4 separate regions of the Mus musculus genome follow, and all the other regions are linked to region 2. Evidence: chromatin contacts called from ENCODE Hi-C data. All regions are on one chromosome and are shown on one strand. Each heading gives the region's core, a stretch centred on a gene start or an enhancer-like site at or near the end of the contact. The rest is flanking DNA. Distances are from core to core; before and after follow the strand shown.

Region 1 (2,700 bases), core at 181-2,680, about 130 Mb before region 2:
AAGATAAAAGATGCACTGTTTATTTGCTTATGAAAGGCATGCAGTGAGTAAGTGCCCAGGTGTAGAGTTCCTGCCTGGGTTGGGTCTGCTTCTCTGGTCCAAGCCAGCACTTACCTGTCTGGGCCTGTTTCTTCCACAGTAGCCTGAGCAGAGCAGCACCCGCCTTGTAGAGTTGTAGGGAGGCAGCTCCCTGTTGCAGAGCACTCCTTAGAGCCCTGCTGGGTCCTGTGCAGGAGGTGGCCAGTGCATCCTCTCTGTTGCTGGTGTCTGGCAGGGTCAGCCTTGGGATGCTCTGGCAGACCCTCTCTGTCCCCACATGAGGATGTACTGTCCCATTGTCAGGGAGCTTGGCTGCCATTTCCAGGAGAGTAGCAGGGAGAGGGCAGGAATACTGAGCTGCCACCCAACTTCTCATCCTCTTGAGCTCCTGATCCTCCTGCCACTGTCTGCCAAGTGCTGGGGTGTGCTACAGGTGTGTACTACAGGTGTGCTACAGGTGTGCACTACAGGTGTGCGCTACAGGTGTGCTGCTGTGTCAGGTGCATGGTGCTCCTCATAGAGCCTCAGTGAGGCTTTGTTTAAAGATGAGGTCTCACTGTGTAACCCTAGCTGTTCTAGGCTTGAACTCACAAAGACCCACCTGCCTCTGCCTCTCATGTGTGTCTGCTGTAAACTTCCTACATGTTGGACAGAGTAGAAGACTTATACTCTGAAAATGGAAGTTTGGGACCAGTGAGATGGCTCAGCAGTGAAAGCCTGATGACCTGGGCCCCCCATGCTGGAAGGGGGGACTGGACTCCTACAAGTTGTCTTCTGACTTTTTCTTTGTACTGTGACATGTGCATACACACACAAGTAAATAAACAAAATACAAGAAAAAAGTAAAATCCGTATGTGCTGAACATAAATGTACAACTCAGGTTATTTCCCCAATGTAAACACACTGTAGCCAGCAGGAAACAATTATTAGTGCTTTTACAGTTTTCTCAAGCCTTGCCTTTCCCTCAAGTGACTGGAAAGTCCCTTTCTCTGAGGAGCAGTCACCGTCCCCTCCAAATCCTGTCGTGTGTGTGTGTGTGTGTGTGTGTGTGTGTGTGTGTGTGTATTGTGAGTGGGCTTGCTTTGCTCTGCAGATTGCTTCTCTGTGGGAGTGTGGGTTTGCCTCAGTCTCCTGTCACTGGGAAGTGAGAGGCAGCACACTGCTCCAAATGCCTAGCTGAACTCTGCAGTAAAGGAAATTCCCAGAGGACCAAAAAAGGGAAGAGGGAGTTGAAAACACTGGCTGGAGCGGGGAGGGGAGGAAGCGAGTGCCATTCTGAGATATTGCAGGAGTCTGGAGAGAGTTTGTATTAGACCGTTGCTGAAGGCCAGTGCTCCAACCCTCAGACCTAGCTGGGATGGGGAGCCAGAGTCAGCCAGGGAATAAGACCCTCCTGGTGGCAGCTTTCCAGGGCATTGTCTCTTGGCCTTGTGGGTGGGGCTTATCCTAGTCCCTCAGAAGGTCCCATTGACAGCCCCTGAGGCCTGGAAACTTGTAGCTATAGGCGAGGGTCCCATCAACAGCTGCTATTGTTTGGGTAGCTCCAGCATTATGAGTAAAGAGCCACCTTGTCACAGGCAGTTCATGTAGTCTCAGTAATGTCACATGTCAGGACGAAGCTGTGTTAGAAGGCTTTGCTGATATCTTGTCCTGGTCCTGAAATGTGTTGTCCTGCATCAGTTGAGACATGGAGCAGGCAGGGGTTGGGCATGTTTCTCTGTGGGCTGAGGCTTGAGCACGCCCGGGATTCCCCCTGCTCAGTTGTCTGTCTCCACTTGACTTGTTCCTGGGAGGGCCTCTGCATTAGCTTCTGCCCTAAGGCCCAGCATACTGGTTATCACTTAGGGTCAAGTGACAAAAGTCTGGGAGGAGCTGAGGGCAGCAGGGCGCTTGTACTTACTTCAACACTCCCCTCCCCTGCCAGAATTGGTTTCTTTTATACATTACAAAATTTTGGGGGTGGGGAGTATTTTTTTAAAGATTTATTTATTTTATGTATTTTATATACACTGTAGCTGTCTTCAGACATACCATAAGAAGGCATCAGATCCCATTACAGATGGTTGTGAGCCACCATGTGGTTGCGGGGAATTGAACTCAGGACCTCTGGAAGCGCAGTCAATGCTCTTAACCGCTGATCTATCTCTCCAGCCTCATAAATATTAAATTTTAAATTATTCTTAATTCTATGTAGGTGTATGTATCTGCATGTGGGTGTGTGCACATGAATGCAGGTGCTCACAGAAGCCAGAGGCAAAAGATCCCCTGGAGTTACAGATGGTTATGAGCCTCCTAATGTGGTTGATGGGAGATGGTTGACGGAAGAGCAGCAAGTGTTTTTAACTGAACTAGGTCCTAGCCTCCAGCCCCCTATGTTTTTTTGAGGGGCCGTTGTTTGTCTTTTTTTTTTTTTTTTTTTTGGTTTTTTTTTTGGTTTTTTGAGACAGGGTTTCTCTGCATAGCTCTGGCTGTCCTGGAACTCACTTTGTAGACCAGGCTGGCCTCGAACTCAGAAATCAGCCTGCCTCTGGGATTAAAGGCATGTGCCACCACTCCCGCTAGTCTTTCTTTTAAACAGGTTCTCACTATATACCCCTGGCTGGTCAGGAACTCAGTGTAAACCAGCCTGGCCTTGAACTCACCCTCCTGCCTCTGCCTCC
Region 2 (2,700 bases), core at 103-2,602:
GTTAGGATGAGGGTCTTAAAGCCCACACCCACAGTAACACACCTACTCCAACAAGGCCACACCTACTCCAACAGGGCCACACCTTCTCATAGTGCCACTCCCTGGGCTGAGCATACACAAACCATCACAGTCAAGGTACTTGTGTTTTCCTAAGGCACTTGGCCCTCTTGGAGAAAGTGCTCCTGAGACAAAGCCTGTGTGTGAGCAAAGGAGAGGCTGGGGAGGGCTGTGCTCACTTGTGTGCTGAGCCTGCCTCTGGTCCTGGAGTGAGAATTACTGGCATTGTCCCTAACCTAGGGGTCAAAGCCATCCCCTCCTCCATTCTACATGGATGCCCAAAGCCATTTGGCAGTAGGCACAGAACCCTACGTCTCCCTGCCCAGCCTCCTGGCAATCTTTACCAAGCCTTCCCCTGATTTGCCTACATGTCTCCATCCCAACCATCAGCATCAAAATGGCTTCCTCTCTTTTTGCATCAGCTGCCCAGCTCCCATCCTTGCCCATGTAACCATCAGAATTTGTCTCCTTCAACTGGGATAAAACTCCTCGTTCCTGGTCTGGGGCTAGACTCCATGGCAGAGTGCCTGCCTGGCATACGGAAGGCCTTAACTTCAGCTCCCAGCACTGCAGTGAACCCAACACTTATATTCCTGACAGAACCCCAAGATCTCAGGATGGCGCCCTGGTCCACCCACTCCTCTCCACTTGACCTCTCTGAACCCCTAGATTCCAGACCCTCAGCCTTCACTTCGTATGCTCCTTTGTTCCCCACTGGCTCCTTTGCTGTCCCCTTTGCTGTCCCCAGGGCCTGGTCCATCAGGACAAACCAACCCAGCCATCCCCAGCTGCCTGGCTCGGTGCCCAGGCTAATGCTCTCCAGCTGCCCTTCCTTATACTGCTGGGCTCCTCTGACTCCTTTAGATCATTTTTTCTTCTGCCTTTAGAAGTAAGCGCCATAGGAAGAAGGACCTTGTCTGCCTTGTTCCCTGGGGCACCCCAAGTCCAAGCCAGTGTTCCTGTGGGATGGAGAGGGAATGGTGCTGAATGGCTGTGATGTCAGAGGTGCTGAGTGGGGTGGGGGTGGGGGTACACATGGGAGAGGCCGGCACAGGATGTGTGTGTGTGTGTGTGTGTGTGTGAATATGGGTGAGACCTGGCACAGGGTGTGTGTGTGTGTGTTTGTGTGTGTACACTGGGCAGGCCAGTGAAGGGTGGGCCACAGTGACTGTGGAAACTATTTGTAGAGTGACAGTTTCTCCGGGGAAACTTGAAGTAAGTTCCTTTGTGGGGCAGCAGGGCCGCCACAGCATTGGCTGTCGGGCGGTACCGGGCTACCCTCCGTCCCGCCCCCCAGGCTCAGACCGGGCTGGCCAACGTGGCGGAGGGAGAGCGCAGGCCCCAGCTCTGGGGAAAGTTTGTCCGCCACTGCTACAGCGGGGATTTGACCAGGACACGCGGGACCCAGAGCCCAGCCCTGCCGCCCAGCGCTACTCGCTAGCTATGGGTAAGTCGCGGCCACGGATCTCGATCCACCCCTCCCCTCCCCTGGACCCTGCGAAAGGCAGGGCGGTCCCCCCCCCCCACCCCCTCCGCCCGTCCATCCGCCTTCCAGGGGAGTGGCCTGGCCGCAGGGAGCCCCCTGGAGCCCCAGGGCAATGATTCTGCAGACAGGGCCTTGGGATAGTTCCACAGACATGGTCGCTTTGGGGTGTTGAGGCTGTTGGGGGCTCTGAGGGGACTCCAGTTCTGCAAACTGAGTCATAGACCCCGGAACCAAGCCAGCCAGCAGGTCGCTGAGCACCTCAGTGCTCGGTATTGCCCTAGGGGCAGGGCACTGACAGGGACAGATTAAGATGGAACTCCTGGGCTGGATTTGACTTCAGTGAGAGGAGACAGGTCCACTAATGCAGAGTTCCAGCCAGGAGGACAGGGGGTCAAGATTTCTGTTATCTTTTCTGGATTCAGAAACTTAAATGCCTTTAGCATAGTCAGTTTCTCATTCTTCAGTGGGCATGAGGTTCAGAGCACGCGCAGGGAGGGGCTGGGACACACAGTGAAGAAAGAGACTCTGCTCTCAGTCTCGGAGGTGAGAAGCTGGGGACCAGGTAATGAACAGGAGCTGTGGCACACACAGGGGTACGAAGGCCAGGAGGTATGTTCCTCTGGTAGCAAAGGAGACCAAGGCAGACCTGAAGCCTTGCTCAGAAGTGGGTTTTGCTGAGACGTGGGTGGGGGGATTGGGGGGAAAGGTGGGGGAGTAGGAGTGGGAGGTGGGGGTGGAATGAGGTGTGTGTGTGTGTGTGTGTGTGTGTGTGTGTGTGTGTGTGCTCCCAGATGGCAGAAATGCACATTGGGGTCCAAGCCAGTAGCACAGCAACTCAGTGGATAAGGGGAGGGGGCTGAGAGTCGAGTAGGGGACAGATCATGCTGGGCTATGAAGAGATCTTTGGATGTCATTCCAAATGACAAGGGAAGCTGGAGGATTCAAGCTGCAATGATGGATGGGGTAATTTGTCTGTTAAAACCTTACCCTAGGCTGTTCAGGGGAGAGTCATTGTAGCTAACACTGGTTGTGAGATAGCTATTGTCCCATTTGTAGATAACGTGGTTCACAGAAAGGTTCACTCTCTCAGCCCTCTCTGGGAATAAACACTGTTCCTCTAACAGGTTGAAACAGGAGAATAGCAAGGAAAATTTGGG
Region 3 (2,700 bases), core at 167-2,666, about 110 Mb before region 2:
AAAGAATAAGAAAACTTCCTATGCCTCACTATATCATTTAAAAAAGAAAACCCTCAAACATTACTCTATCACAAGTCAATTGATATGACATAGACTGCATACAATTGAAATTCAACAGTGCTCCACTGATTTTCAGGTGCAATAAATAGGTAATAGCAAATCCAACAGTCACAATGGGGTGGGTCTTTTTCTCCCTTGTAAAGATGTTAACATTACGTCCTATGACTTCTCACTCACTATCAGTTCTAGCTTCCTCAAACCCAGGGTGACTCTCTCCTGGAGTCTTGATAATTGGGCCCACAATCTTTCCCTCACTAACTCTGAAAGAGCTTAGAAAATTTTCATTTACATTGCTCATAATGAATGAAGCTCAATATGCAGCAAATTCTTTCAGCACAAATTAACTTACTATGAATACAGAGCAGATCCTGTTTACTTAATATAGCCAAGATATTGTTAGGATTGAAGTTCGTGGACAAAAGGTCAGGTATTATCACATATGTTCTTGCATGCTATAAAACTAATCTGTATTTACACAAACCCAGGTTCTCATATGGGGCCCATTCTTAAGAACACTAGCCCAAGCCAACAGACTTCATAAAGTGCTGTCAAGCCACCAAATGACTGCACTGACAACAGCGTCCCCTCCTGTTCCCTGGCTGAAGTCACTCAGCCTGTCTGAACCAGGTTTCAGTGCTCATCTCAAACCAAAACCTCTGGAATAGTTTATCTCAGCGGTAGTTATTTCTATTACAATTTTTGCTATTGTAAAAAGCAGCATCTTTCAAATCTTACTTACCATATTTTGTAATAAAAAAGACCCCAATATTTTAAAATGTTAGAAAACATATGCTTACATAGCTAATAAAATTATTAGTGCAATCAATTGAGCTTATATGCTATTCACTAAAATTTATGTGATAATTAACATGTTTACATTATTTAACATCTTATAATTGTAAACAGAGGACAAAAATAGAAAATATCCATAACACAAATGTAAAGGCCTCTGAGAAACATATTCAGCAACAATAGAATCCAATTTTCCTTCTTTTCCTTAAAAATATGGTAAAGAAAAGCAAAGGCAGACATATGTTCCAGTAACTGCAGCATCAGAGAGACACAGGACTGCGAGTACAAGATCCATTTTGCTGCAGCAAAACAGACATTGCATAACAATGAGATCTGCTAATGAAAGCAACCATCAACCTGAGATACACATGTATTAAGGCAGCCTCGGAGCCACTGCCTTCTGCATCGTTTGTCCCTCCTCTGGCCTTTCGTGAGCCCCTGACCTGTTTGGTGTTTTTGTCCTTTAGACTGAAGAACTCAGTGCTGGGACAGGAACACCCAGGCTCAGGTCATACAGCACTGATCCTGACCCCCACATTTATTTTGAATGCAAACTCTAGCTGCATTGCTGCGTCAGCACTGTTACTGCTCCTTCAGGAAGAGCAACGGCAGCAGGCCGAGCAGGCAGAGCATGCAGGGCAGGGCTTTTCTGGAGACGCGCAGAGCTGGGCTGGAAAGCTTACCCACCGTTGCTGTGAGTTCCATATGCGCACTGTCGGTCAGTGTGAGCGAGGAGGATGAATTAAGACAGCATTAAGTGCATATTAAATCACTTTTAACTAATCCTCTAGAACTTTCTACCACTGACAACTACTAAATGCAATAATATAGAGCTGTATATTAACGATCAACATGAAAATTATTCTGTTTTTAAATAAAAATCAAATTTCTCTCAAAATGTTTCACTTTGGGGGTCTACATATGTTCATTACTAATTCCCATTTGTCAAAAATAAGTAATTCTGAAGACTTTTTCTAAAGATTGATAGTTTTGTTATGAGCGTATTTAGTATTATTAATCGTGAAGTATGAATGCCCCAATCAATTTATACCCTTTTAAAGTACAGGCTTTTTAAGCACAGAGCTAGGCATCCCTGTGGCTGTCACAGCAGCTGTCCGCGAGTCTCCACTCACCTCTGATGCAGAGGAGACTGGCTCAAGGTCTCTCTTGTATGATTTCCACTTACTCTCAATACCTTTGGGGCTGACGGGGAAGTGGTGCCTGAAGCCAAAGTTAAATGGAACTCTGTTTACGTTCGCATTTTAATATCACATTAATGTCAGAAGGGCGTTGCCCATGCCTTTAATCCCAGAACTCAGGAGGGAGAAGCAGGCGAATCTCTGAGTGTGAGGCCAGCCTGGTCTACAGAGCGAGTTCCAGGATAGTCAGGGCTACACAGAAAGACTCTGTCTCAAACAAAACAACAACAAGAAAAACACGTTAATGTCTAAATTATGAGGCTATTAAAAAAGTAACTAAGAGTAATTATAAATTCTAGTTCTACTATAAAAATTAAAGAAAAAAATTAGACAGCTTTCTGCCTAACTGTCTCATAGCTGAGGTCATTAAAATCTGGGGGCGACAGGGTTACTCAGCAACACAGCACTTGGCTAACACACTTGAATGCAAGGGCTCAATCCAGTGTTCAAACAAAATAATACTGATCATATGATAATCCTAAAGAGTGATTTTAAACCAATGACCACATAACCTCAGAGCAATAACTAACCCAGTCAGTATTTACTAAAAATCATAAATTTCCATTGATATAACAAAAGATTAAACTGTACCGAATTAAACAAAAGTGTTTAAATAAAACAAGAGAAGGACACCAATAAGGAAACTTCA
Region 4 (2,700 bases), core at 133-2,632, about 110 Mb before region 2:
TGCTGTCTTGTAAGCCGTGAACAAGACATTCCAGGGCTTTAAAAAATAATAAAATAAAGGTTGGAAACCCCAGGCTCAGGGAACTGCTAACACGCTGGACCTTCCCCTGTGTTCTGTTGGAGCTGCTAAGTTTGAACTTGTGGTCCTTTGTTTTGCTTAAGGAATTTAATGCATTGTTCCAAAATATGCTGGGTGTGTATCTTGAGCTCAGCTCTCTCACAGTTGTGAAGTTTGTGTCCCATGCTTATGCTTGCTGTGATCTAAAGCTTTGTGCATGTTCATGTGTTTAATTAGTACCTGGTGAATGTGGTACTGACACCTGCAAAGCTCAGGGACAAGGAGACTGAGACAGAGGATTCTGTGCTTTTGAGATGACAGAGTCAAAGGTCCCCGGTGTCCTCACAGTGAGCTGTCGGAATAAATAAATAGGGTGCATTAGCCCTCCAGTAGCAGTACAGACATATACAGAAGCTCAGCCATCTGCCACTGTGGTTCACAGGCTCGACGCTTGGTTTGGGGAGGAATGTGACCTCACCATATTGATAAACTAGGGCTTTATGAGCTAAGTTGGCCATAGAATTGGGGCAGGAGCGAAAGGATCACATGTGGATAAGAGGGGTTCCAACCCCCAACCCCACTACGCAGACCCCAGAGGACTCTGACCAGTGTGTTCCCTGGCATTGACCTTCAGCAACTGGAGAGATTAATTTGTGTGCCTGTGTGGCACAATACCCAAAGCCACCCTGACCTAATTGTATGGCTCCCTTCCCTCGTTTCATTCCAAAGTGGCTACAGTTGTTGCTTTGGTCACTAGAGACATTAGACTCTTTGCCCTCTCCCTGTTCCCAGCAAGGCTGAGGGGGCCACAGGAGGGAAGTCTGAGGGACTTCTCTTTACGCTAGTTTCAGGATTATAAGATGTAACTTGGAGAGGCTGTGCAAAAGGCAAGGCTCCTGCCATCTCCTGCCTTTATTAGCATTTCAGAGCAAAGCTTGCCCTGTTCCCTTTCACACAAATCTTGTTTCCAGGAAGCCCCACTGGAAGCTAAGCCGGGCTACTGCCACTATTTTTTTTTTTTTTTTTCCTAGCATAAACCATCCACTCCACAGAATGTTGAAGGAGTCAAATCTTATTTATAAACAAATGAATGTGGTTAAGCAAGGAATCTTGTGCTTGCGCCCCACCTCTCTCCTTACGGGGAAAATAAAATGTTTTATAATGGGACAAATGTGATGCCCAGATGGTTCCCGTAAAGTCTATTGGGATGTTCGTCCCTCTCATAGAAGGGCTGGGTAGGGGAAGACTGAACCTCCCTCCCCGCAGTGGAGGAGGCTTCCTGGCCTCTCTTTGTCTGAAGCCACAGGAGGAGGTGGCGCCCAGCCAGGAGGACCGCAGTGACTGGTTAATCTCATGCAATGATTGGTTCTTCAGCTTCACAGTCCGAGAGTAAACCAGTTTAGGCTCTGCGTGGTGCTGCGTTAGAGGGAACCGTGGCTGAAAGGTCGGGAGTGGACTGGGGAAGCTGCTGACCTGGTGTGATGATTGACAGGTTCCCTAATTAGGAACCATGGACTAAGACATAAGTTCATGTGTTTAAAGGAGCTAGGTGTGTGAGATTGATGGCCTAGAAGAGAGCAAAATGCTCAGCTCAGGTGCTTGGGGGGTGAGGGGAGAGGGGATGTCTGGCCAGTATGTGGATTAGGGAGGTGTTTGTTTTCTTCTTCTTCCCTCCCCTCTGTCTCCCACCTTCTGCCTCCTTTATCTCTTCCTAGAAGAAACAAAAAGCAGCTAAACTTTAACTCCTGGTTGCCTTCTGAGTTAGTAGCTTTCTGGGAAGGTGAGCAGGTGAGTTGGGGGAAAGGGGGTTAAAAGCTACACTATTGACCCTGTTAGAGCCCCATGGAAGGTGTGTTCTGTTCTGCAAGCTGTATCTGCTGTGCCTTGTGAGCAGAGAGCCAAAAGGGAGAGAGAGTCTGCTTACCAGAAAGGCAGACCTCACTGGAAACAGTATGTCCTTAATGTGCTCCTCCTGTGTAGCAGAGAACAAGGTTTAAAAAACAAGAAAAAGTAAGATAATGAAATGATACACACTTTTGGTAGTTTAAGTAGTTTAGATGGTCTGTTGCAGAGTAAATAAAAGGTTAGTATTATGTGTGTGTATATACACATAAGCACAGTTGGGAAATGTAATAAAGTGATAAAGATGGATGTTTTTCCTTCTGTTCATCGTTTTTTCTGCAGTAGCATGTCTCAGTCTGTGTACTTACCAGTAGTTTCTGGAAACGAGTGAAAATCCTCACACCACAAGCTGGAAATAGCTCTTGGATGGGTGTGACAGTTGAGATGTGTTCTGATGCCTGGAGAAGTCAGAGTCTTATTTACAGTAAGTCTGCAGTGTTGCTGCCTCCAGATACCTTTCTTAGAAGTCCAGATGTGACAAGAAGCTTGCCCAGGCATCTGGACCCATTCCACAAGGAAGCCCAAGAAAGTGTAAGCAGTTGAGGAAGAGCTGTTAAACTCCCCAGGCAGATCGTTGGTGACAAGAAGGATATTAGAAAAGCATTGGATGGCTTCATCTCCCACTAAGATTTAGGGATGTGTTGACTAAATTCCCTTAACTCTTCTACTTCCCTAGAATGTAGCCTTCTGGGGTTGGTTTCCAGGAGCTCTTTATTATCTTCAAGCTCTTTGTTTCTAAGG

What was found. A loop is a pair of places that touch in the nucleus more often than their neighbours do.
Region 1: a loop to region 2 is called in a map of T-helper 17 cell, with 65 times the contacts of the local background. The contact joins the enhancer-like site here to the promoter of Slc2a10 in region 2. A Hi-C loop is called at or near these places in 3 of 37 maps with a recorded cell type or tissue (T-helper 1 cell and T-helper 17 cell).
Region 3: a map of T-helper 1 cell shows a loop between it and region 2 (336-fold over the local background). The contact joins the enhancer-like site here to the promoter of Slc2a10 in region 2. A Hi-C loop is called at or near these places in 2 of 37 maps with a recorded cell type or tissue (T-helper 1 cell and T-helper 17 cell).
Region 4: a loop to region 2 is called in a map of T-helper 1 cell, with 73 times the contacts of the local background. The contact joins the enhancer-like site here to the promoter of Slc2a10 in region 2. A Hi-C loop is called at or near these places in 2 of 37 maps with a recorded cell type or tissue (T-helper 1 cell and T-helper 17 cell).

The regions. Positions count from the first base shown.
Region 1 is chr2:31,163,934-31,166,633 of GRCm38, forward strand. The region is part of intron 1 of Gpr107 (G protein-coupled receptor 107); the gene reads left to right. Among named protein-coding and RNA genes, the nearest start is that of Gpr107, 13 kb to the left of the region's middle. Within about 2 kb of position 1,431, at least 2 of the 3 ENCODE cell types and tissues checked have a DNase peak (open chromatin) inside an H3K27ac peak, as active enhancers do.
Region 2 is chr2:165,502,545-165,505,244 of GRCm38, forward strand. It overlaps Slc2a10 (solute carrier family 2 (facilitated glucose transporter), member 10), which reads left to right and starts at 1,353. Exons shown (of 5, transcript NM_130451.3): 1 at 1,353-1,504. The coding sequence starts at 1,501.
Region 3 is chr2:60,041,466-60,044,165 of GRCm38, forward strand. The region is part of intron 2 of Baz2b (bromodomain adjacent to zinc finger domain, 2B); the gene reads right to left. Among named protein-coding and RNA genes, the nearest start is that of Gm13572, 5.7 kb to the left of the region's middle. Within about 2 kb of position 1,417, at least 1 of the 3 ENCODE cell types and tissues checked has a DNase peak (open chromatin) inside an H3K27ac peak, as active enhancers do.
Region 4 is chr2:52,957,782-52,960,481 of GRCm38, forward strand. The region is part of intron 1 of Fmnl2 (formin-like 2); the gene reads left to right. Among named protein-coding and RNA genes, the nearest start is that of Gm52511, 50 kb to the right of the region's middle. Within about 2 kb of position 1,383, at least 2 of the 3 ENCODE cell types and tissues checked have a DNase peak (open chromatin) inside an H3K27ac peak, as active enhancers do.